Linked DNA regions of Homo sapiens: region 2 is linked to region 1. Evidence: read pairs that join two places in POLR2A ChIA-PET (ENCODE). Cell type or tissue: HepG2. All regions are shown on one strand. Links, peaks and the distances in the headings refer to the core of each region. The heading gives the core; the rest is flanking DNA.

Region 1 (12,266 bases), core at 4,383-6,882:
CTTTAGAGAATGATGGGCGTGTGGAGCAAGAGTTGACTCAAGGAGACCAGCTGGATGGTCCATCGTTAAAGAGTAGGCAAAATGTGACCTTTACTTGGACCAGGGTGGACATTAGGGTTAAGAGAAGTGGATGGATTCAAGAGAAAATGAAACCAAGAAGACTGGGTGATGTGGTTGTATAGGAGTGAAGGAGAGAAGTTGTCAAACATGGATAGGTTTCTGATGAGTACAATGGAAGAAATGGGGTTTCCATTTCCTGAAAACAACAACAACAACAAACCCACACATTAGGGCAGGGTGTTTTCTGGGGAACACGTTGAGTATGAGGGTTCTTGGGCTTTCTGGCAGTTGCCTGTTTTCTTCTGGTTCCTCTGAAGGCTTAGCTGTTAGTCTTCCTTCATGTTTTATAATTCCTTTGTTTTTAAAGGGCTGCCCTTCTATTGCTACTCTCTTCACTGCTTCCGTATTTACAGGGATCTTTTCCTTTATTTTCTCTCGGCCTTCCACAGAATGATTTTGGTAACTTGAGACTACCTTGGGGAATGCAGCCATTATATTTTCAGTCTCTCTGTGTGGCAACACTACCACCGATATTTTCACAGGTTCTCGGTTTGCTAGTGCTGTTTTTGTTTTTTCCTTCTCAACCTTGAAAATACAACACTAACACAATTTTTTGCATCCATGGAAGAATCAGTGGCATCATTGGAAGTTTCCTAAGGGGAACACTTTTCTGTATGAAAAGGAAAGGATGGGAAATTGCTTTATGATTCAAAAGCTGGCATAAACATTTGTTATTATTTTTTTAATCGTGGTTTATTCCTGCATAAGTTATCCAACCATGGAGCCACATTCAGTCAAGGGCATTGTGACCTCTGTGGGGAAACAGAACAACCTGAACACCTGATGCAAACTTTCTGGCCTGAAGGCAGCTCCAGTGACTGATTTCCAACAGATCTGTAAGGACAGCTTGTTTAGAAGTTGTGTCTGCTCCTAGCACAGGTCCTGCAAGGTCTGTTTTTCAAGGAATGAATTCTTTCCATGTTTCTGAATGGAATGGATAGCTACACTTTCATTTGGTCGGTAGTGAGGTATAGGCATGGAGAGATGACAGTTGGTGAGAGAATGAAGCATGAGAGTTTAACAAGGGCCTAGGCAGGCTCAGATTGCTAGCCTTCAGGTGTATTCTATTGGGCACTATGGAGGATATGAGAATGGCCTCAGATCTATGACTGCAGTTGGCATCGTTGACCAACAGCCCCAGCTGCTGTGCTTTGAAATCCATCACTGATCGGCCCGAGACCTTGCTTTTCATGACTGAGCAAGGTGGGATACCCAGACAGGCCTGTTTCTGGGAGAGGTGATGCCTCTGACTGTGGCTTGATGCCTCCCAACTGGCCTTGTAGAACTTCCTGGAGAAATGCACTGTAGTTGAGGAAGCATCTAATTCACCTTGCTTCCTTCCCTCTCTCCTTCATGCAGGTCAGACCTACACGATGGTCTAACATCTCTAGTAGCCTGCTCCTCATGTTGTCTCTGTTATGGACTGAATGTCTTTGCCCCCCAGATTCATATGTTGAAACTCTAATCTCAATGTGATGGCCTTTGGGAGGTGATTAGGTCATGAGGGTGGAGCCTCATGAATGGTATTAGTTCCCTTTAAAGACACTCAGAGAGTTCTTTTGTCCTGTCTTGCCATATGAAGATGTAACAAGAAGTCAGCTGCCTGCAACCCAGAAGAGAGCCCTCCCCAGAACCTAACACTGCTGCTGGCATCCTGATGTCCAACTTTCAGCCTCTGGCACTGTGAGAAATCATGTTCAGCTGTTAATAAGCCACCTAGTCTATGATATTTTGTTATAGCAGCCTGAATAAGAGACTCATAGGCGCTTCTCTTAATAAATTACTTGTACATTGAATCCTGCCCTGGTTTATGCTTTTCAGAAGATCCTGACTTGATTAAAAATTCAGAAGATTCCTTGATTAAAAAAAGTGGGCAGGCATGGTGGCTGACACCTGTAATTCCAGCACTTTGGGAAGCTGAGGCGAGTGGATCACTTGAGGTCAGGAGTTTGAGACCAGCCTGGCCAAAATGGTGAAACCACGTCTCTACTAAAAATACAAAAATTAGCTGGGTGTGGTGGTGCATGCCTGTAATCCCAGCTACTTGGGAGCCTGAGGCAGGAGAATTGCTTGAACCTAGGAGGTGGAGGTTGCAGTGAACTGAGATTGCGTCACTGTGCTCCAGCTTGGGTGACAAAGGAAGATTCTGCCTCAAAAAAAAAAAAAAAAAAAATTTAGAAGGTACACATGCAGTCCCACTGTCTTACCCCTTCTGTCTTGTATTCAGCCTGGTTCACATGTTTATGTTACATGTCTGACTTCTGTAGGTGTTTGATTTTATTTCCTAGGTCTTGTATTATCTTTTATAGAATAGTAGAGACAGAGAAATAGGGAAGGATTGACAAATTGGGAAAATATGACTCTGTTGGTGTATTAGGGTTCTCTAGAGGGGCAGAACTAATAGAAGATACGTATATATATGTATATGTGTGTATATATATAAATATATGTATATGTGTATATATATGTATATGTGTGTGTGTGTGTGTGTGTGTATATATATATATATATATATATATATATATATATATATATATATATATATGGTCTGAGTCCTAAAACTGAAGAACTTGGAGTCTGATGTCTGAGGGCAGGGAGCATCCAGCACGGGAGAAAGACGTAGGCTGGGAGGCTAGGCCAGTCTTTCCTTTTCACGTTTTTCTGCCTGCTTTTTGTTTGTTGGCAGCTGATTAGATTGTGTCCTCCAGGTTAAGGGTGAATCTGCCTTCCCCACCCTACTGACTCAAATGTTAATCTCTTTCGGCAACACCCTCACAGACACACCCAGGATCAATACTTTGTATCCTTCAATCCAATCAAGTTGACACTCAGTATTAACCATCACAAGTTATATGAAGTTAAACTTTTTGATCTTTTGAAATTTATCAAATTTGGATATCATTATCATTCAACATACGAATGATCCATCTAACTTTTACATTTTAGCAATTCATTTAAATTTTTTCTATTTTAATTTAACCTGTGAGTCTATGGAGTTTTCTCAAAATTAGAAAGTTATAGAATTAATGATGCATTTTGCCTTTTGTTAATACACATAATTGTTGAATAGCCAAGTTCTCTTCAGTATTTGTAAAGCCTTGGGTTTTATGTCCACGAATCCTGACTCTGCCCTTGGGAAGAGGTGGATTAAACAATTCCCTTTTGGTACATGGTGCACATGTAGTAGAAATTGTCATATGACTTCAGTAAATAACTTTCTGAAGTTTCCAAACAACAAAAATAGCTTCCCAACAACAAAAGTAGTTTCCCAGCTACTCTTATTAGCTGGGAAAATTTATTAAATTAGCTTATTAAAATTTCCAGTAATTATTTTTATAAAAGAATTTTCTGTATTATTTCTTTCCTTCAAAGCAACTAATCAGCTCAATTATTCTCCTTGATTTGGGATTTATTAGAATCTAAGCTTTGTTGTTGCTGTTGTTAGCCAGAAAGAGATGGCCACACCTCTATCAAGTTGGGAGAACAGAACCATTAGACAGAGTGGATTTTCTCCACCTTAGAAAGTTTTCCCTCCACAAAGAACATGAATGCATCCAGGACCAACTACGTAATTTTTAGGGCTCAGTACAAAAAGAAAATGTGGATCTGCTTGTTGAAAAAGCAGAGAAAAAAATGCTGCTAAAGGTACTAAAATATAAAGTTTTTCTTTTGGTTTTATGAATCTCTTCTGCTCATATGCATGCTCCACTGTCCCAAGTTCAAAGGTAAAATTGGAAAGAATTTCCAGACGGCCACAGCAGAGCATGAAACCAAGCTTGGGACTCTTCTGAGTATGGGACCCTGGGTGTGACTACAGCAGTTCCCATGGAGCTGGCCCTGGATACAACTCACCAGCAAGCCACGAGCAAGCTAGAAGCCAGAGGGAACATTACCCCTCTTCCCTCTGGAGTTTCAGGTGGAGGTGTGGGCAGGGATCATGGTAGCTGCCTGAGTCTGGGCTCCCAGGTGACATGGAAGGCACGGTGCTTTGTATCTGATGTTGGAGAACAGGAGCAGTTTTTCTCTCTCTTCTTTGTTCTCGACTCACCTGGGCAGTGGCTTCACCACACTGTCTATCTTTGTGGAGAGAAGGGGAATGACTTGCTCATGATGGGCAGCGGTATTTTGACTTTCCATTGTAAATACTTGATGTATACGTCTCATTATATTTATTGAGTGCTGGCTCTATGTTGGCTTCTGTTCTAGGTGTTGCTGGGATCTTCCTGTCCTCATGGAGCTTACATTCTCATGGTGGGGAGGCGTGGAATAATCAAAAGGGAGGAGTAGACCCAATGTAAAGAATGTCAAGCATGGGAGTGCTATGGAGGAAAGCAGGGTGGAGAAGGGATGCAGATGTCGGGGCTGCTGGTTTATAGTTGTCAGTAGGGTGGTGAGGGAAGGTCTCACCAAAAGGTGACACTTGATGATGAACTGAAGAAGATAAAGGAGAGAACCATGCTGACCTCTGGGAAAGAGTGTCCGGGACAGTGACAGTCAATGCAAAGATTCTGTGGTGGGAGCAGAGAACTTTGTTCTTCATTGACCTTGCATGAGTTTTTGGTGTGATTTTAGCACATGAAGATCTATGTGAAAACATTCTTTCCCTCTTTTTTAAGGAGAAAAGCAGTCCTTCTGGTACTGGCTGGGTGTGGTGGCTCACACCTGTAATCTCAGCACTTTGGGAGGCCAAGACAGGAGAATTGCTTGAGTCCAGGAGATTGAGACCAGCCTGAGCAACCTACGGAGACCCCCCTCTCTACCAAAAAAAAAAAAAAAAAAAAAGAAAAATAGTACGCCTCTGTCCTTGCAGTTAAAGATGAACAAGGAAGAGTTCCAAAGCCTTGATTGAATGCGGCTTCGTCTCCTCCAGCAGCCGCACAGCTGGGCTCTGACGTCGAGGAACTTCTATAGACAGATCTCTCTTATTAAAGGACATTTCTTATTAATGGCTGACTTCAAAGCAAACTTAAAAAAAATCCAATCGATTTCTCATTTATTACATTTTGTTTTGTAAAAGATTTTATGTCAGTGATTGCAGAATGAAGGTGCCAATAGTAAAATAATTGGTTTATAAATGGAAAGTTAATTAGGCATTCCCCTTTACATCGTCCTCTCCAAGGTCAGGGCATGACTGAAATGCAAAGAAAACACATTTGTACAGCAGGCAGATGAGAGGCTCACGTGGAGGGCTGTTAACCTTGGGGCTTGCCTCCTCAAGTGTTGAAGCAAATGGCTTGATGAGCTTCAAAGGAACGGGACATTATTGTACCTGGGAATATAAGAATGGTGTCTGCAGTTACATTAATTGGGATAACAATTATGAAAGCTTGAGAAGCCTCAAATTTCAGAGCCCACTCTAATCCCCAGGAAGACTTTTCCCTGGGTGGATATAATATTGCTATATTCCAGGTGCATTCCTAAGATGTATTACATTTCTCAGACTTACTTTGTATAGGCCATTGCCAGGGGCAGGTTTGGGGGTGGCCAGAAGATTCTTTGGTTTCAGCCAGGCAACTCTCTGCCTCCCTGGAGGGTTCATGTACTTGGGGAAAGCCAGGGTCAAAGTAGACTTGACATTTGTCTGGAAGCATGAGCTCCATGTCCTGGTTTCAGTGAAACAAAAGGCAGGAATGCAAAGATCTGTTTCCTGGAACTGTTCGTATTTACACAGTGATAACGTATTTCTTCATGTTGTTGACCCAGATGTAGTTGTATCTTGCCTGGTGACAGAGTCTGCTTTGTTGATTGTCTGCTTTGGAATTTTCTGGGCTTCTGTTGAACATGGGACTATGTTTTCCTGGAAAATAGAATATTAAAATAGTTGACAATTCTCCCATAAGTGGAGCTGCGTTCCAAGAACAGCAATGTAGGTAATCCTACCTGATTCACCTCTAGATCTCTACTTTGAGTTTCTGTTGGTGGCAACAAAGCTATCATGAGAAACAACATCCTTCACCTTTGAAAAAGAAAACTTCCATTAAAAAAAAAGCAGGAAGCTTTTTAAAAAATTATCATTGAAGGCTGTTGTCTGATCCTTACTTTAGGGGAAAAACCTTGCAATGTAACAAAAATATCAATGGGTTTACATGAGCGATTCCAAACTCCTTGCAGAAAAACTCTTAGATAGCATTTGGAAGTGTCATTATGGCAGAAGTATATTGAATAACCATGCTCATCTCAATCAGTGATGTTTCTGTATTCACATGGGCCTTGACTTTTGAAGCCTTTAGAGAAGGAAGAGTTGGCATATATTAGACACCAAAGTTTTTGCCAGCTGAATGTGTCATTCTTTCCTTTATCTCTTTACAGGAAATGTTTAGTTATTAAATTCATTGATATTTCCTGAAATGATATTGCTATTTCCCATCTGAAGGACCATAGAGGTGAGCCTCTAGAACATTGTCCCTGAAGATGTTCATGTGATGATTCTAGCACTTACGTCCTCCACAATCTTTCTTTTCTATCGGGCAGTGGCACAGAGGCATTGGGTCTGACATGAAAAGCAAAAGCATGCATAGCCTTTGCCCTGATCCTTCCCACTAGGAAGCCATTTCCTTCCCTCCAGAAACCACTGCCAGTTTTGGACAATCTCCTGCTGATGTTGTTATCATGGGGGACAGAGAGGAAATGGGACAGGAATGTGCTAGAGCTTCTAGCCCCTGCATTTCTGCTTGATTGGCCAAAAGTGATGGACAGACACAGCATTTTGGCTGATTTTGGCACAGAAAATGAAGGGAAGCTGGGCAGGACACCCAGCACAGACCCATGCACTTCATCCATAAAGAAAAACATATTTCTTTAAGTTAAATTAACTTCAGAAGCATGAGCCAGGATGACTCAGTTGGAGTTATGAGGTTCCCAGTTATTGGCTCTAGTGCTACAAACTGGCCCTTACCTCTGTCCTTTCACATCAGGTCCTTCTTCCCTATTTCAATGTCCGTGGGTCTGGAAATGAGTTCATATCTCGTCTGAGAATTTCTACAACTGCCGGAGGCTCACAGGTTTGTTGGAAACTCACAGATGAAAGCACCCGGAAGCTTTTATCTCTCTGCTGAAATGTCTTCCCTGAGGACACACACATAGTGTCATTGTGACCTTTAATCTTAATTCCTAATCATTTTTTTTTTTTTTGAGACAGGGTCTCGTTCTTTTGCCCAGGCTGGAGTGCAGTGGCATAATCTCGGCTCACTGCAACTTCTACCTCCTGGTTTCAAGGCCTCAGCTTCCCGAGTAGCTGGGATTACAGGCACCTGCCACCTCACCTGGCAGTTTTTGTGTTTTTAGCAGAGACGGGGTTTCATAGTGTTGGCCAGGCTAGTCTCGAGCTCTTGACCTCAAGTGATCCATCCATCTTGGCCTCCCAAAGTGCTGGGATTACAAGTGTGAACCACTGCGCCCGGCCAATCCTTTTCTTATCACAGAATAGTTTTGATCACTGGAAAACTGCCAGCTTCTCCAGGAAGCCAGATCTTTTGGAAATCATGTAAAAACACCAACAGCAATTACAAAACTAGCAACACAAAATGGGTTAAAAAGTCTTAATGTAGATCTATTCCTATTGGCTTTTTTGACAGTAGCTGAGAGAGGCTTAGAAACTATGATTTCAGGTTCAACGACACATGGCAGAGTGTATTTGGGGAGGAGAGGCTGCAGGTGAAATTCCAGGGCAGAGGGCCCTTACTTCTCAGGCAGCAGCTACCTGGCCATGGGTTGGTCACACTTGTGTTTGAACAGTGGGCATCGCTCAATCTGAGACAGTTCATGGGGAGTCAGGATGGTCTTTAAGGTTCTTCTTTATCTCTTCTTCTGCCTCTTGACTGGCTCCACTCTTCATCTTCCAAAAGGATAATCCAAGGGGTCACATCATTAGTGCACACTACTGTGCACCCCATTGGTCAGCACAGACATAGGGTGGAAGGATCGGGGGTGACTACTGGCTCATTGAGAAGCTCTAGTTCGCACTGATTCTCGGTCCTCACTTGGCCACGCATAGCAGAGGGTCTTTTGCAGATAGGCAGTGTCTCCAGGGCCCTCCCAGGATGGCTTACCTTGGAGAATTTGCCAGGCTTGGGTTTGGCCCTAGGCTGGCAGGCTCAGAGAAGATTGGCTGAACACATTAAGAGATGGTTTTGTTTCTCTCTCTAGCACAGACACACACCTCTCTCATGAGACTCAAGTGTAAAACCGGATCTCCAATCCATTGATTTTTTACAAGAAATGTAACTGCACAGAGCCTGGATTCTCAAAAATGCCAGGCAGGTCTGATTACCTGGGGAATGAAATCACAATCAGAAAGAAGTGTGATCAGCTTGGATTCAGAACTGGGGATATCAGTGGCAAAGGTTCAGTCAGAATAATGTATGCTTTCTGCAGTGGATTGAATGGTGAGCCACTCAAAAGGTGTGTCCACCTGAACCCTATAAATGTGACCCTATTTGGAAAAAGAGTCTTTGCAGATGTAATTATGTTAAGGATTTCAAGATGAAATCATCCTTGATTAGGTGTGCCCTAAATCCAGTGTCAATTTACAAATTCTATATCCTTACAAGAGAAGAAAAGAAGGCCATGTGAAGACAGATGCAGAGATTGGAGTTCTGAAGCTACAAGCCAAGGAGTGTCAAGGATTCCTGACAGCCCCCAGAAGCTAGAAAGAGGCATGGAATGCACTGTCCCTCAGAGCCTGTAGAAGTAGCCAACCCTGATGACACCTTGATATCAGATTTCTGGCTTCCAAAACTGTGAAACCATACAATTCTGTTGTTTTTAACCACTCAGTTTGTGCTAATTTGTTATGGCAGCTCTAGGAAATTAATACACTCTTTCATTTAGATAGAGCTGCCCCTGGGCCAGGCAGCTGGAGTCCTTGGGCCAGCCCCTTCCCTGCACAGTGCTTAGATGGGGCCTGCCAACATTTGCCCACAGGCTGGGCAGATTCCATGGCTGGCCACTCTAGTTTACAAGGAGCACATTTTGTCTTTCGACATGGTAATCCAACCCCATGGGTGGATTGCTGGACTGGGAGCTATTCTTTCTCTTAAACCTGCCATTTACATGTATCATCTGATGGTTTTGCAGCTTAGCTATCCAAGTGGCCACCTTATTCCCCAAACGTTCTTGGGGACAGTGATGAAAGTGGAAGATATACTTCTGCAGAAGTATATTTCACAAGGACTCAAAATACCTTGTTTGCATGTTTTACTTCTATGCACATTTTCCCATAAAGTCTTGCCAGCCCCGCTTGGTTCCAGGACTTGTCTATTCTCCTGGGGCTTTAGTAGTGAAATCAATGTGTGGTACAGAGTCCACCTCATCAGTAGTTACTGGGTACTGAATAAAAGAAAAAGCAGGGTAAGATTCTCTAAGATTGGGTATAACTTTCTCTCCAGGGCCAAACCCATCCCTCCGGTCTTCTTCAAAGAAGGTACTGATTTAAATTTCTTTCCTAATTAAACATTTTTCTAAGAAACATGTTTCATGGAAGATGGGATGCTTGTGCAGATAGGAGTTGCTCTTCTGGTGATGAGATGGGATGAGGATGGTGCGGGTTTGGGGAATGCATGTGCACAGGTGTGGGGCTGTCACATTGGCTGCAGGAGTGGGGACGGAGCCAGCAGGGATGACCAGAAAGGCCTGGAATATGCATGAGCAGTTCTGACTGTCCTTGGTAAGTGACATGGAACCATTGGAAAGGATTAGGCCAGGTAATATCATTATCAGATTTGATTTTTTTTAAATTAATCCATTTATTTATTTATTCATTCATTCATTCATTTATTCATTCATTTTAGAGATAGGGTCTTACTCTGTCACCCAGGCTGGAGTGAAGTGGTGCAATCATAGCTCATTATAACCTCAAACTCCTGGGCTCAAGTAATACTCTTGCCTCAGCCTCCCAAGTAGCTGGGACTACAGGCACCCACAACCATGCTCAGCTAATTTAAAATTTTTATTTATTTATATTTTTTGTAGAGACAGGGTCTTACTGTGTTGCCTGGGCTGGTCTTGAACTCCTGGCCTCAAGTGATCTCCTGACTTGGCCTCTGAAAGCATTGGGATTACTGGTATAAGCTACTGTGCCCTACTGGACTTGAATTTTTGAAGTCCATCTGAATTGGTTGGGGTGGGATAGGGTGGAGGAGGCAGGGAAAGCAGCAAGCAGACTATGGAAGTGAATAGGAAGTATCTATGTGGAATTTGGTCTTGAGTTGCAAAGCTTTAGCATAGTCCACATTTCAGTGCATGCCCCATTGCCTTTTCCATTCATCTTGCAAAGATGTCGTAAAACATCTTTCAAAGATGAGATAAAAGTAGAAAGGAACATGCAAAAGCAGTAAAAATAGTTAGTGTTATAGCAGCTCATTCAGTGACATTTCATTATCCTGGGCAAACCAGTACAACTGACCTTTTCACACAAGGCAGCTGGGAGTAGGAGCAGGAGGAATGGATAGGGATGGGAAAGGCAGTGTCCCATGGACTGTATCACTTGGGGCCTGACTTTGCAACCTTTATAGGAATCTGTGATCCAGATGCCTTGTTAAAGCCAAAATAAATTTTATACACCATTAAACCAATGTTGGTTACCAAGTATTTTTGGAAGGACGATTATGCTTCCATAACATGTATTAAAACCAAAAATAGGCATAAAAAGATTCAACAATTGGGAAAGAAGTAGCCCCACTCTTCCAAGGATCTAGGGCCACATTCTCATGGCATCTTATGTTTCTAGCAGTATGCATGGCACATGGTGGCTGCCCGTTACATTAAAAATATAATGAATATAGGGAACCCTCAAAGCCCATTAAGGATTTCTTAGCTGTTTGCCAGGGTACAGTTTTTTCTCTTTTTCTTATATCACACAACTAGAATTATTCAAGCTGAATAGAACTAATCAAACATTTGCCTTTACAAATACAAGGGACTTCTACCCTGTACTCTGTCTGGTTGTGCCTGCATATGCCTTTGTTTTTCTTGGTCATTTGAAAACACAGGCTGAACCCTGAGTTTGGAACCCATTTTGCCCCTTTCTCCTTTTTTTTTTTTTTTTTCCTTGTTAGCTGAGATTGGGAAGTAGAATGCTGAATAAATAGAAACTCATTCTGGGGCTCAGGGCTCTTTAGGAGGTAATTCTGACCTCCAGCCACTTACAGAATATTGGTAATTTGACCTCGACTTGATTTCCGCATAAGCTGTCATTTTATACACTCAGAGAAAGCAAGAGAGGACATAAACGAAGAGGATATATTTCTAGTGGCACACTAAAACAGAATCAATTACCAAAAACTATCCTTGCTGAAGTGATAACACCTCATATATTTTCTTTAATTTTTGTTTGCAGTTGTATATCTTGAGCTTCTATGGGTTCCAGTACACAGTTTGTAATAACTTTTGGGGTTGGTTATAAAATTTTCCTAATGGGCTAGCAGCCTGGTATGTAAAATTAATTGGATATTCATATACTTATAAAGTAGATATATAATTGTTAAATGGTTAAGATACAATGTAACTTTTTTCTCTGATTAAAAAAGTAATATAAGCTTATTTTAATAAATTGGGAAAATACAGAAACATGCTGGAATTGCCTGGAACTCATCATTCAGCTATAATGACCATTATTTAAAGTATTTCATTTTTTGTGCCTTTACAGAATAATTGTGTGTGATTATACATATATTATGTAATAGATAATTCTGAATTCTACTGTTTACCCCTTAACATTGTTGTACAAATATTTTCCCCATGTTATTGAATATTCTTGGACTATAGTAGGAATGGTTAAGGCTTTAATTGGTCAATTAATAAAGTTATTTGATCCTTGGCATGGCAAGATGTTTGGTGCTTCCACGCGAACACCGCATAAAGGATTCTTTTCTTGTTGTTTATTAAAAATAAAGATATCTCTATTTCATCCACAGGGCGATAGCTGTTTGAAGGCAATTAGGATCTATATGTTCTGTATTAAGAAAAATATTGTCAGATATCTGGAGCTACCTTTTCTGTTTTTTAAATTTATATCTTGTACATTTTCTTTTTTCTCCTGGTAGATCAAAATCATAGAAGTAATCAAACCTCAGTAAGAAAGGTAATTCCTACAAATCTGGAGGGTTTAATTCAAGCTGGTGTGGAATATAAATGCAATATTTTACAGA
Region 2 (12,266 bases), core at 3,532-6,031, 1.0 Mb after region 1:
AAGCAATTCTTCCTGCTTCACCCTCCCAAGTAGCTGGGATTACAGGTGCCCACCACCACCCCCAGCTAATTTTTTGTATTTTTAGTAGAGTCAGGGTTTCACTATGTTGACCAGGCTGGTTTTAAACTCCTGACCTCAAGTGATCCACCTGCCTCAGCCTCCCAAAGTGCTGGGATTACAGGCGTGAGCCATCACGCCTGGCCTCTCCTGCCATTTCTATGCCTGCTTCTAGATTAAACTAGACCAGGTGAAGGCCCCCCAGCCCCACCCCAAGTGAAAGGCCAGGGGCTTCTCCCCACACCCTAGTTTGCATCGGTTTGGAATGTTGAGCTCAGATCCAATCACTACTCATCTGTTCATATCCTATCTGTCATCACACATGTCCTGTATATCTGGAAACAATTACGTGACTGATCCGGAGTTTCAGGTATGCATCAGATGTGTGCTTTCCAAATGCCTGCATCTCAAAGACTAGGAAGGCAATGGGAACAGTCTTCTGAGGGTGTAAAAAGAGGGACCCAGGCTGGGGCAATGGGACTGAGGGGACTATATAGATGAGTCTTCCTTGCTGTGTTTCTGTAGTTTTGACTTGGCCAGAAATGTTTTCCATCGGAATGAGAAAAACCATATATTTGCATAACCAAAACATCGGTGCAATATGTTAAGCAGAGGCCTCCTCGACCTACTGGCCAGTTGTGGTTGCCACTATGCCAGAAACTCAGAAGTGGTTGCTTAGGTTGTTGACCGCAGCAACCTCTAAAGCCCTCAGGGCACCCAAGAGTATCGCAAAACAGAGAGGACGGGTGATGGAGATTTCCCAGGCTTCTAGCCTTACTGCCACCCAGTGATAGAAGAGTAAGTAGCAAAGGAAAATATTTTTTCACCACTCAATGCCTGGCAGTCATCATCTCCTTGCTCTGAGATCTAGGATGCCTCAGGGTACGTAGGCTGGAGGAGGTGGCAGCTACAGTTCATTGTCATCGATTGATTCATTCATTCTTAAGAAGTGTCTGTTGACTATCTACTCAGTTCCAAGCACTTTTCTTGATGCTGGGCAGTGAACAGGACAAAACTTATCCTTCACTCCATCCACTCCCTCTGTCACTTGGAGGATGGACAACAAATACATAAACACAGAAATCAAATAAGACAAATGCAATGGTGAAAAGAAACCCGTGCATGTGACATGATAGTTGTGATGGTTCAGGGGTAGGGAGCGGGGTTACTTTACCCATTACTTTAGTAGATGACGGTTGAGCAGCCATGGGGAAAACTGGGGGAGTTTAGAGACAGGAAAGTGGTCCAGGCAGAAGGAAAGCCCCTGAAAAGGTCCTGAGGCAGAAAAAGCTTGGCGCGTCTGTGAGACAGACAGAGGCTATGGCAGAGCAAGCCGAGGGAGACAGGTGCTCCCAGGTCTAGGTGATGGGCTGGGCTGGTTTCCTCCAGGGCCTGGAATTCTGAGTGCCCTGGAAAGCCGTCAAGGAGTTTGGGTGGAGGAGAGACACAATCTAATGTGTATCACTCTCTGGCTGCTTTACTGGAGTGGGGCAAGGGCAGAGCTGGAAGGATGGCCAGGGGTTCACTGCAGTGTGGGGAGGAGACATTCGCTGCCCAGGAGGGTTGGCTGCAGAGGCTGTTCCTCTTTTCTCCCAGCCACAAACTCCAACCCTGAGCAGACTGCAGAGGGTTCCTCTATCTGAGTATGGGTTCAAATGCAGCTGTCAGGCACCTTGGTGGATCTCCCATTCCTCTGTCCTCATGTATGTAAGATCTCCCTCCCAGGGTTGCTATCTATGAGATGTCTGGTAATAGACGCAGGTGGCAGCTGTTGTTAATATCACCTTTGTTCCTTACCTGATCCCAATAAATGTATTGTCGACATTGATTTTCATCAACCTTTATTCAGCAAATATTTGTTAAGCACCTACTCTTCTTCTCCTGGGTCCTGTACCACCACTAGAAGCAGCTGTATGATGCATATCAGGAAGAGACCCCTTCCCACCTAATGGGATAGCTCGTCCTGCCCCCAGTGAACTCCAAAAAATGCTTTCTGTGCCCTCTTTGCAGGCCTTTTACTGAAATATTATGCGATATTTAAATAAAACATCAGTATGAGCTAATTGGAAGGCTGAGGCAGGAGGATCACCTTGAAGCCAGAAGTTCACAGCCAGCTGGGGCAAATAAGGAGACCTCATGTCTAAAAATGTTTAAAAATTAGTGGGGTGTGGTGGCGTGTGTCTGTAGTCCTAGCTACTTGGGAGGTTGAGGTGGGAGGAGCCCTTGAACCCAGGAGCTGGAGCCTGCGGTGAGCCACTGCACTCCAGCCTGGGCAACAGAGTGAGACCTTGTTTCAAAAAAAAAAAGAACAACAATAACATAACGACAAAAAATACAAAACACCAGCATTTGCATTCAGAGTCCTGACTGGAAGCATGTGATTCAGGAGCAAGCCCGCCCTGGACATGGTCCTGGCCTGGATGAGGACTGAGGCTGGCATCCACTCACAGGGCAGCACCTGGACCCTGTCCAGCATCTGAAGAGGGCTTCATCTGGCACAGAACAATTGCAGGGTTTCACTGGGGAAGAGCGAGGCTTTCTGTCTCACCCTCATGTCCAGGGCTGGTGACAGAGAGGACAAAGGGCAACCGACAGTGGCTTTTGCCTCTGCATTTAGCTTTCATTATACAGTTCTTGACTTCAGAAAGACAGTTCATTTGTTTCTTAGTTCCCAGAAGCCAAAATGAATTCTGTACCAGAAAAAAAAAAAACAGTTCTGAAAATTATCTTCATTGCTGGAGTTTCTATCAGGAAATTACCAAAAGGAGAAAAATAGGACCTGGGAGAGTCCTGAGTGCTCCAGCCAGTGAGGAGAAGGTGGAGAAAGCAAGAGAAGTTGGAGCCCTTTGCTGGCTTGCCAGAGACTGGGAGCCACATGGATGTGGTTTCCCTGCAACAGAAGGCTAAGGGTGAGCTGCAAAGTCTGAGAACCCACTGGGAAGACAGCACTGAACTAGGAATATGGCGAGTGTTCCAGCTGGTTTGTAGAAGCTGACTTCAGAGCCAATTTATGCAAATCTTGATTTGTTTAAAACTACATTAATCACTGGCTTCTTTCAGTGGCCAAGCTGGCCTGTAGAAGTTCCTCACACTGCAAAACACTGGGGGCAGCCCAGGCACAGCTTGGTAGATAATAGTTGAAGAAGAAGGAGGAGGAGGAAGAGGCGGAAGGAAGCAAGGAGGGAGGAGGTAAAGAAGAAGAAAGGAAAGAGGAACTGGAGGAGCAGGAGGAGGAGGAGGAGACAATGGAGATCATGGTGTGAGCAGAGGAAATTTGATGAAAGGACCCAGAACCCTAAAGATTAAGTTTTAGTCTTGCTAAAATGTATCAGCTTGGCTATACTTTGCAACAATGAAACAAGCTCATCTCTCATGGAGGATGGCCCTCTGTAGCCAGAGACCCGGGGGACTTGCCTAAGGCAGTCTTCCAGACTCAGCTGAAGAGGTCACTCTGGAGAAGTGCAGGTTATCAAATAGAACACCATCTTTTTTTTTTTTTTTTTTTTGAGGAACAGTGACCTGGTCTGTATAAGAAAGTGATACTCTGTGTTTGTAGCCACATGTGAGCTGCACTGAGAAATTGCCTCTGTGCCCAGAGAAGGAAGGAGTACCACCTTCTTCATCTATCCCATCCTATATTTTCACTGTTGCAGAGGAGGGTTTGATGTGAGACATGCAAAAAATGACAAGGGAGGAACAAAGTAATAAACCTATCTGATGTGCTCCAAGTGGATTCTCTCTGTTTTCCACATTTAAAAGATATAAGTGATATGAGCAAGCATTTTAATTCCTCAAGCAAGGTTTGATACTCAGTTCCAGAGATCACCATATCAAAGGCAAGCGAAGCAAGAATCTTAGGGTCGGGTGTACTGTCAGGAGCATGGGGACTGCACACGGGAGTGAACACAGAGTGGTCCTGGTGTACTGTCAGGAGCATGGGGAGCCACACGGATCAGACCCCGAAATTAGCCCTACCTGCAATGCGGCCTTTAGTACAATCCTAGACAAGTTGAACTTTAAGATTCAGGTTTAATTTGTGCAAAACTAAAAGGCATAAATTATTGGTATAGGATAATCTATTGCATTATCTTCTAAAGGTAATGAGATTGTACATCTTACCCCTAGCACACACATACACACACACAGACACACACACACAGACACACCAGCCCCAAGAAAATATAGAAGAAAGGTCAATGGCTCTGTTCCTCTTTCTTTAGAATTATAAGATAAGCCTGTTACATATCCTGAATCATTGGTCCCATTCTATGTATATGCAAAAGAAGTTCAAAGGCTGACTTTGACAAAGGGTGTTTGGAGAAGGATGATAAAATGTGTCTGATAAAACAAACACAAAAGACTTTTGCAATAAAGACCTACAAATTGGGAAAGCAGGACTTGGGCAGCAGGGTGTGAAACTGTGTTATCTACAGCTTCAGCACAAAAAGATAGTGGCTTGCAGCAGAAGTCTTTATCTGGCCTTCACAAGAATGGAGATTGCACCTCCCCCGACCCCCCTGTCCACAAAACCCAGGAAACACCTTGCAGAGTTGATGCAATATTTGCTATCCCAGCCCTTGGTGACAGTTAAAATAGTGTTACAACATAAAATTGAGCAACGACCTTGCTGTATCATCCAAGACTATGTTTTATACTACTTTTTTTCCCCGAGGACATTTTGCACATTTTTTAGTTCCTCCCTTACTTTCAGTTCAGATCATTAATGGGAAGAAACATTGTCTCTTCTTCCTTTCCAATACAATTTAAAAATACCTTCCTGATTGACACTTCAGGAAGAAGATTAATAATAGTTACCCTTTTGCATCTCATTGCATTATTTCTTGAGAATTTCAAAGAATTCTCTGTATCTCTTCTTGGAGATGTATCATTACTCTGTTCGAATGACTTTTTTGGGGCTGGAGTTTAATTTATGTGATTGCAATCAGGAAACCACTTTGAAAGGGAAGAAATCCATTTAGCTTTGCATGAGTTGTAAATTTTCTGTAAATACAATTTCATAAGACCCTCCCTTTTTTAAAGAAGTAGCAAAACGGCTCTTGGAGGAGTGGCAGAGCATGGGGGTGGACCACAAATTCACAGGTCAGGGGGTCCCAGATCAGCCACTGTTTCGGGAGCTTAGAAGAGCCACTCACTTTTCAGAGCCTCCTTTTCCCTCTATAAACTAAATGGATTGGACAAAATGTTTGCTAAGAATCTTTTCACCTCTAAACAAAATGACCCAATGTTTGCTAAGAATCTTTTCGCCTCTGAACGAAATGACCCAATGCTATTCCACAGAAGGATGGCCTTCAAAACAGCTTCACTCTGTTTTATTTCATAATAATCCTTCACCTCTCATGACTGTTTAGCTTGACAAGGCACTTCGGCAGTTATGATTTAATTGGTTTTCTTGATAACTTTTACATGGCATGATTTTAGACTTGGCAAAGGTGGAAGCGGAGGCACAGAAAGGAGAACTTCAGAGAGTCACAGGGAGCCAAACACCAAGTCAAGTAACAAATTGAGTACTAAGAAAATAAGACATTTTAGGCTAGAGGCTTGCAAACTTTTTGAATAGCAAGAAACAGTAAGAAGTAAATAGTATGCCAGGGCTCAGGGGAGATACATCAATCAAAAAAAGAGCTTCAGGAAGCAGTATTCACCCTTACTACTGATGAAGCACTCTATTTTCCAGTTATTCTGTTCTATTTCTTCTTCTTACCTTGCTTTTGTTATTATTATTATTAACAACCAATCTATGGGTCACAACCTATTGTTTAGAAGTCACTGTTTAGAAACTTTTCACATGGCAGCATACTTCTTTTTGCTAAATTAGAAGTCTATATCTCCTTCTCTGTGCCCCTTACCTGTGGGCAGATGCTAAGTGGGATTCTCCTGTTTAGGTTTTCTTGCTGTCAAGAGCCCCCAAAGACTGTACACCAGGAAAGTGCTGTCCTTAGAGTCAAGGTTTTCACTGAAGGGGGCACATGACCCTCCTGGCTGACTTTGAATACACGATCAAGTCCTCATGAATAATGAATACTAATGACAATATCAAAACACCTATTTGCATTGTACACTCACTAAAGTCAGAGGGAGAATTGGGGCTGCTCCCACAAAAGGGCACGTGACTCTCTAAATAAAGAGCTTTAATGCATTTTATATTTAAACCATAAGGCCATGGGCTCAAACCCAAACTGAGATGGGCTCTGCTTCTTAAGTACTATTCTGGAAAGGCATTGAAATATTTATCCATCTATCTGGGTTCTGTGTTTCTAAAGCAGTTCCTTTCCTTGTACTGCAATCCAGAGTGGGCCTGTTTGCAAATCCCCTTTAACTGGAGAGTGGCTGCCCTTCAGAAGCAAAAGGAGTCCTTTGGGAAAGTCATTGTCTATGAAACTTATTCAATGAGAACTATGAAGAACAGCCTTTTTTTATTTAAATGCATGTAATTCAAAGATTGTCTACTCTGTGCACTGACTGGGTCAAATTCTTACTTTCACTGCTCCATCTCTATGTGGCCTTGGGCAAGTTGTCTAACTTCTTTAAGCCTTAGGGGATAATTGTTCCTAAATTAATAGTATTACCAAAAGGATTAAATGACATAATGCACAGAAAGCCCTTGCCACAATGTCTGAAGCTCAGAATAGCTCAGTAAATGTTAAGGACCTCTACTATTTGTCCACTAAAATTTGCTCAGTTGTTATAACCCTATTAGCACAAATAAGGCTTTTGCTTTTGAGGAATGAATTCCACAGCTTTCTCTGTCCTCACGGACTAGCAACACTTAATGGATTCCTAGTGACGAACCAACCCAGTTTCTTAAACCCCCAAACCTGTCAAAACCCAGCATAACCCAAATCTAATGCATTCGTAGGCTGCTGTTCTGCTACCCAGTCTCTTCCTGGTATGATAAACTGTTTTCTTGACCAACAAAGCCAATAGTATGTACACTTATATATTAGTTTAAAAAATAGAAAAGTACCACATTTACTTTCGAAAATCCAAAACTTTGTCTCAAAGGGGAATTCAGGTTATTTTCAGAAATACTGAAGCTCCTTCCCTTTTGTTCATAGCAAAATAAACAGACCACCAGGAGAGAGGATTCTTGTTTTATAGGTTGCTATAGAGGAGTTATGTGAGGTATACATACTCAGGGCTTCAACATTTAAAATTTTTAAAGATCAGTAAAGAGAGGATGCTTTTTTTCTAGAGAAGTTTTTATTTTTAGGTTCTGTAGGGGGAAAAGCTACGTGATAAGTTTCAGATGATCCAGCATTTTCTAGATATTTATCCCACACTTAATTTTTTTAGATCCAGATATTTCAAGCTTAGTAAAAACCAAGGAAGTATTAACTTTTGTTGTATCCATTCTCTGTAACTGAAGAACCAATGTGCTTTTATGCTTCCATATAACTTCCTACTTTGTATCCAAATTTCCTAATTTTACTCATAAGCATTCTAGAACACTTTAAAGATGACAAGTTAACAGAATAACATTCTGGCTAAAGAAGTTTTTCTCTTGCTCTTTACCTTAAGGCAGTGTCATATCTTCACTAAAGGAATGTCTTTTGGGGAGAGTGGGATTAATTAAATCTGTGTTTACCATGATCAGAAAAGAGCATCATACACAACGGTGAAAATAAAGCTTACACATAATAACGTTATTTCCTTCTCATTCCCAGTAACGGAGGGGTTAACCTGAAGTCTTAATCCATTTCCACTCTAATTGGGAAAGGTGGGGGATGGGGAAATCATTTAGGTAGCAAAATGAAAATTGCTAGCCTGGATATGCCTGAGGCAAAAAGAAAAGAATGAATTCTCTTGTGAGCGAGATTAGTGAGGGGGAAGAAATATCTACATCTTGCACTTCATTTCATGTTGTCGTTCAATTTGCCGGTGTTAAATAATGACCTCCAGAGCAGTGGGTGAATTGGGAGAAGGGGGCGTGCGGGTCTCCTAGAGTGAGTTCACTGTGCACGGTGTCTGGGCACTATGTGTCTATCATTCAGCTCAATCAGGACCTGACTCAATTTGACAGCGCAGCTCCCAGGTGTAGAGGTTTGCAGACTAAAAGTGGAGCCCCCACTGGCATATTTGGTAAAGTTTTCTTCTTTCCTCCTTAGAAGTCTACTTCATTATTTGGTGTTTTTGGTTAAAGAGAAGGCTAAACAAAATGATTTCTATTTTAGAAACTTTACTATTTCTGCATTAAGGAAAAAGACTTGATCTAGAATATTCTTCTCTAAAACGTGAGGTTCTTCCTAAACCGAGAAGTTGACAATTACAGAACCTCCTAAAACAGAATACTTCTGAAACAATCTTAAAGTCCACATTTATGTAAATATTTGCTGCAGGCCCCCCTTGAGAACTTACCTAGAAGTGCTGTATCAACCAATAATACATTTTAAATTCTCCTCAAAATGGGTATCTTCACATGCATTTGAATTGTTAAGATAACTAGGAAAGAAAAAAATGGGAGTGTGCTATGTAGTTACTTAAGATTAGTGCACTAATTGGTCAGTGGTTCAACTAGAAATGACCTATAATTTATTTTTGGGCTCATTTGTGGTAATATTTTGGTGATCATCTGTTTCTTTGCTCTGGCTGTTTTCAAAACAACCTACTCTGCAAAAATATGTGATAACATTTTTCAAGTGTTGTTTGTATGTTTCTAATAATTTTTGGATGATCTCTGAATATAGATTTCATTGCACGTATAAATATAAATTAAAAATTAGCTATCAAGTCATATCTATTTTCAGATGTTTTAGTTTAATTTTATTAAAAAAATCTTTCCACTCTTTCTCTCTACCTTTCAAAAAGATAACTCTACAGAAATATCACCATTTTTTAATTCAAAAATTCTAGCAAAATTTGCCTTACCTTTTAGAATATAGTTTTAAATGGTAGTATTTTTCTAAGCAAGTCCAAAACAATCATATAAAAAAGTTTAAATCTCACTTAACTATTGTTTGAGAGGTAGACAATGATGTTTTATGAGAAGTCTCCGCAAAAAATGTTTACTATTCCATTTCAATGTATTACCCATAAAAAGGTATCATTTATTGAATATCAATTGTATAATAGTAATAATGTAACCTGAAAATATGTAACCATTACAATACAGATCTTAGCAGTTTCATGAAATTTAGAAAATATAATTACGTAATTAGAGAATAGGATTATTACTTCTATTGTTGCTTTTTCCAGCTATTTTTTATTTCAGACTACAACATGAAATTTTAAAGTTTTTGTAAACTATGGCAATTTCATGACCCCACAAGAAAGCAGGATATTGATAGTCTTAGCCAACTGTTTCTTATAACAGTCTGTTTTCCAAATTTGAAGATAACAGGATTAATATGAAAGTATTTGCCATCTTATCCGAGTGCCTATAGAATACTCTAAGGCTGATATTTGGCAATTTATTATTTAATTGACAAATGTAGATATCTCAGCACTTCCTTCACAGATCAAGACCTTGTAAGCAAGACTGAGATCAAGGTCTTACTCTGGATTCTTGAGTAGACTTTCTATGTCCCAAAACAAATAGGTGATTCGGCACCCAAAATTTAGCTAAAGCTTCTATATTCCCTTTCTAAGGAATTCTGCTATGTTTGTGGGAAATTTCTCTATAGTCTATATGGGATCATAAATAGGAAAAATTTTATTTTAGTAAAAAAGTCACAAATTTGAGGTAGTAACAGTTGTAATAATAATAATGAAGCTTATCTGTTTATTGAATAGGAATTAAACTATATTGTACATCCATATTATTTTTAAACTATTATTTTGTAATATACATAGTGAAACTTCACTAATTTGGTGGGCATGGAGTAAACAGAATTAATCAAAGAGCTGAATTGTAATATTTTTAGTGATTATAATAATAAATTATTTTGGATAACACTGAGTAACTGTGGGTCTATTCTCAATCACCATGTAAATTATAGAATACGATAGCAACATGTCTGTGATTTTCTAGAAGATGCAGAATCTCAGAGTTATTTTTATGTGTATACTTGTTTTAAATCATATCTTCTTGAATCTGCTTTTTAAAACAGGCAATACTTATGTGAAATTAGAGAAAACCTATGTGAAATGGGAAAGTCCTTAAAATGTCCTATCTCTAGTTGATTCTGGGTCCTCTTTTTCCTTCCTGGCCCCTTCCCACTCGAAACCCAAGTTCACTCTAGCCATATGCTGACATGGGTAAGCACCAGACCCGGGCCGATTTCCCACAATTCCAAGTGGCATTTGCATAAATGTTCCTGGAGCTGGAAAACCCACCTTGTCCAAGCCTCTTGTTTTGTGGATGAGGAGGCTGAGGCTGGGGCAAGGTAAGTAACTAACTTGCTCACATGGCTAGTAACAAACTTCCTACAGGTTCCTCTACCTTATGAGATAGTGAGTACTCCTGCACTCAAATATATTGGGGTTCATGTTAATTGCATGAATTAATCCAGTCATCAATAACTCTAAATCTTAAATTTTGAATTTGGAATCTGAGTGAATGATTACCTAGCTATCATTTGAAGATAATATATTTGTGTGTGTGAATCTCATGTATACCTTTATATAGAATATATATGTATTTATGTCTTTATAATATATATTGATGTCTTTACTCCAAGTATCCAAGAATTAGTTGTCCATGTAGAAATTTGCTGTTTCAGCCAGCTTTGGGGTATTTCCTTTGCCTGTCCTGTACCCACCATTGTCCACATTTAAGGTCTAACATAGACCTACCTACTGCTCTACCAGCTCACCAAGGGTCGTCTTATCAAGCTGGTCTGCAGTTAATCCCCTACCCTCCTCCCTTCAAGAACCAATTAAAATCACTCTGTTATTTTTGAACACAAAAGTTGCTTAAGGAAAAAATACTTTCTATCTCATAATTCTCCTAGTGAAAGAGTAAATTATAAACACAAAGAATCCAAATAAATGATTCTGTTTGGGAAGGAGCATTTGCTGTGGGATAGCATGTGGGACATGAGGAACAGGACCCCTGCTTTCAATTCATACATTCATTCATTTCTTTTTTACTCAACTTAGAAAAATCATGTCACATTTCCTATTCATTGTGGTGGAAATAGCTTTAAATATATTAACTAAAATGCCTCAAATAAAGCAGATTACAAAAGAAAGCAGACTCCAGAAGTATTAGCAACTTTATAGACTCTGCATCTATCATCCACCAGAAAATCTTACTAGTGTGACATTCGCCAATTAGGGAACTGAAAGCCATGGACAAGTCCCTAAACTCCCCTCCCTGGAGCGCAATTTTCAGATGCTCCACTTGGATACTTTCTCACAATGCTTAGCTGAAGGATATCACTCGAAGAGAAGACTGGTTTCATGTGGAGAGTGACTTCTCAGTCTATCTCTTAAAACATAACCTCTGTCTGTAGCTGACGGAACCAAAGAGCATGTGGAGAAGGGCCCACACCAAAGAGAATGTGGAGAAGGGCTCACACCCTTTCCAGGGTCCACACGTTGGCCCCTTAACCTCTGTCTTCAACCCGTAAGACTAACAGATAGAAACTGGTATTGTTATTATTATTATTATTATTTATTTTTGAGACGGATCTGGCTCTGTCCCCCAGGTTGGAGTGCAGTGGTGCCATCTCAGCTCACTGCAACCTCCGCCTTCCGAGTTCAAGCGATTCTCCCGCCTTAGCCTCTCGAGTAGCTGGGACTACAGGCACGCGCCGCCACCACGCCCAGCTACTTTTTTTATTTTCAGTAGAGACGGGGTTTCACCATGTTGGCCGGGCTGGTCTCAAACTCTTGACCTCATGATCCACCCGCCTCTGCCTCCCAAAGTGCTGGGATTACAGGCGTGACCCACCGTGACCAGCCAGAAACTGTTATCTTTGCACAAAAGAGACACTTGGACCTTCAGGGGTTCCCAGCAGCCCCTTAAGAACCAACACAGGCAAGTAGGGGCAGTGGTTTCTGTTGTGAACCTCTCCCCACATTCCCGCTCCTTGGTTATTTCTTCTGATGAGGATGGATTCCATAGCTTAGACCATTAGACCAGTAGCTCCCTCACTGAATTGATCTATTACTGTGTTTTAACTGGTAGATTGCCAGCAAACTGAAACATTGATGGCTTTTTGAAAAATTTATATGCTATATTTCAAAATAAACCTGTTTATAGGAATTCCTATTTGAGAGTGAGTATCGTTTAACCAATTGGAAAT

The links. ChIA-PET counts read pairs that join two places held together with the same protein. Peaks named below come from ENCODE experiments on the same cell type or tissue, not always from the same donor. Only the 100,000 strongest peaks of a DNase experiment are listed, where the experiment ranks them.
Region 2: POLR2A ChIA-PET joins it to region 1 with 7 read pairs; 1 of 35 experiments calls an interaction of 5 or more read pairs at or near these places.

The regions. Positions count from the first base shown.
Region 1 is chr21:35,947,296-35,959,561 of GRCh38, reverse strand. LOC101928269 (a long non-coding RNA gene) reads left to right here. Exons shown (of 6, transcript NR_110418.1): 6 at 4,737-4,902. Among named protein-coding and RNA genes, the nearest start is that of LINC01436, 52 kb to the left of the region's middle. RefSeq lists an enhancer at 5,693-6,892. In HepG2, for the core only: no CTCF peak of the experiment used is centred there; a DNase peak (open chromatin) is centred at 5,781; H3K4me3 peaks cover 270 bases.
Region 2 is chr21:34,900,886-34,913,151 of GRCh38, reverse strand. The region is part of intron 2 of RUNX1 (RUNX family transcription factor 1); the gene reads left to right. Among named protein-coding and RNA genes, the nearest start is that of RUNX1-AS1, 71 kb to the right of the region's middle. RefSeq lists an enhancer at 4,466-4,760. In HepG2, for the core only: no CTCF peak of the experiment used is centred there; a DNase peak (open chromatin) is centred at 4,511.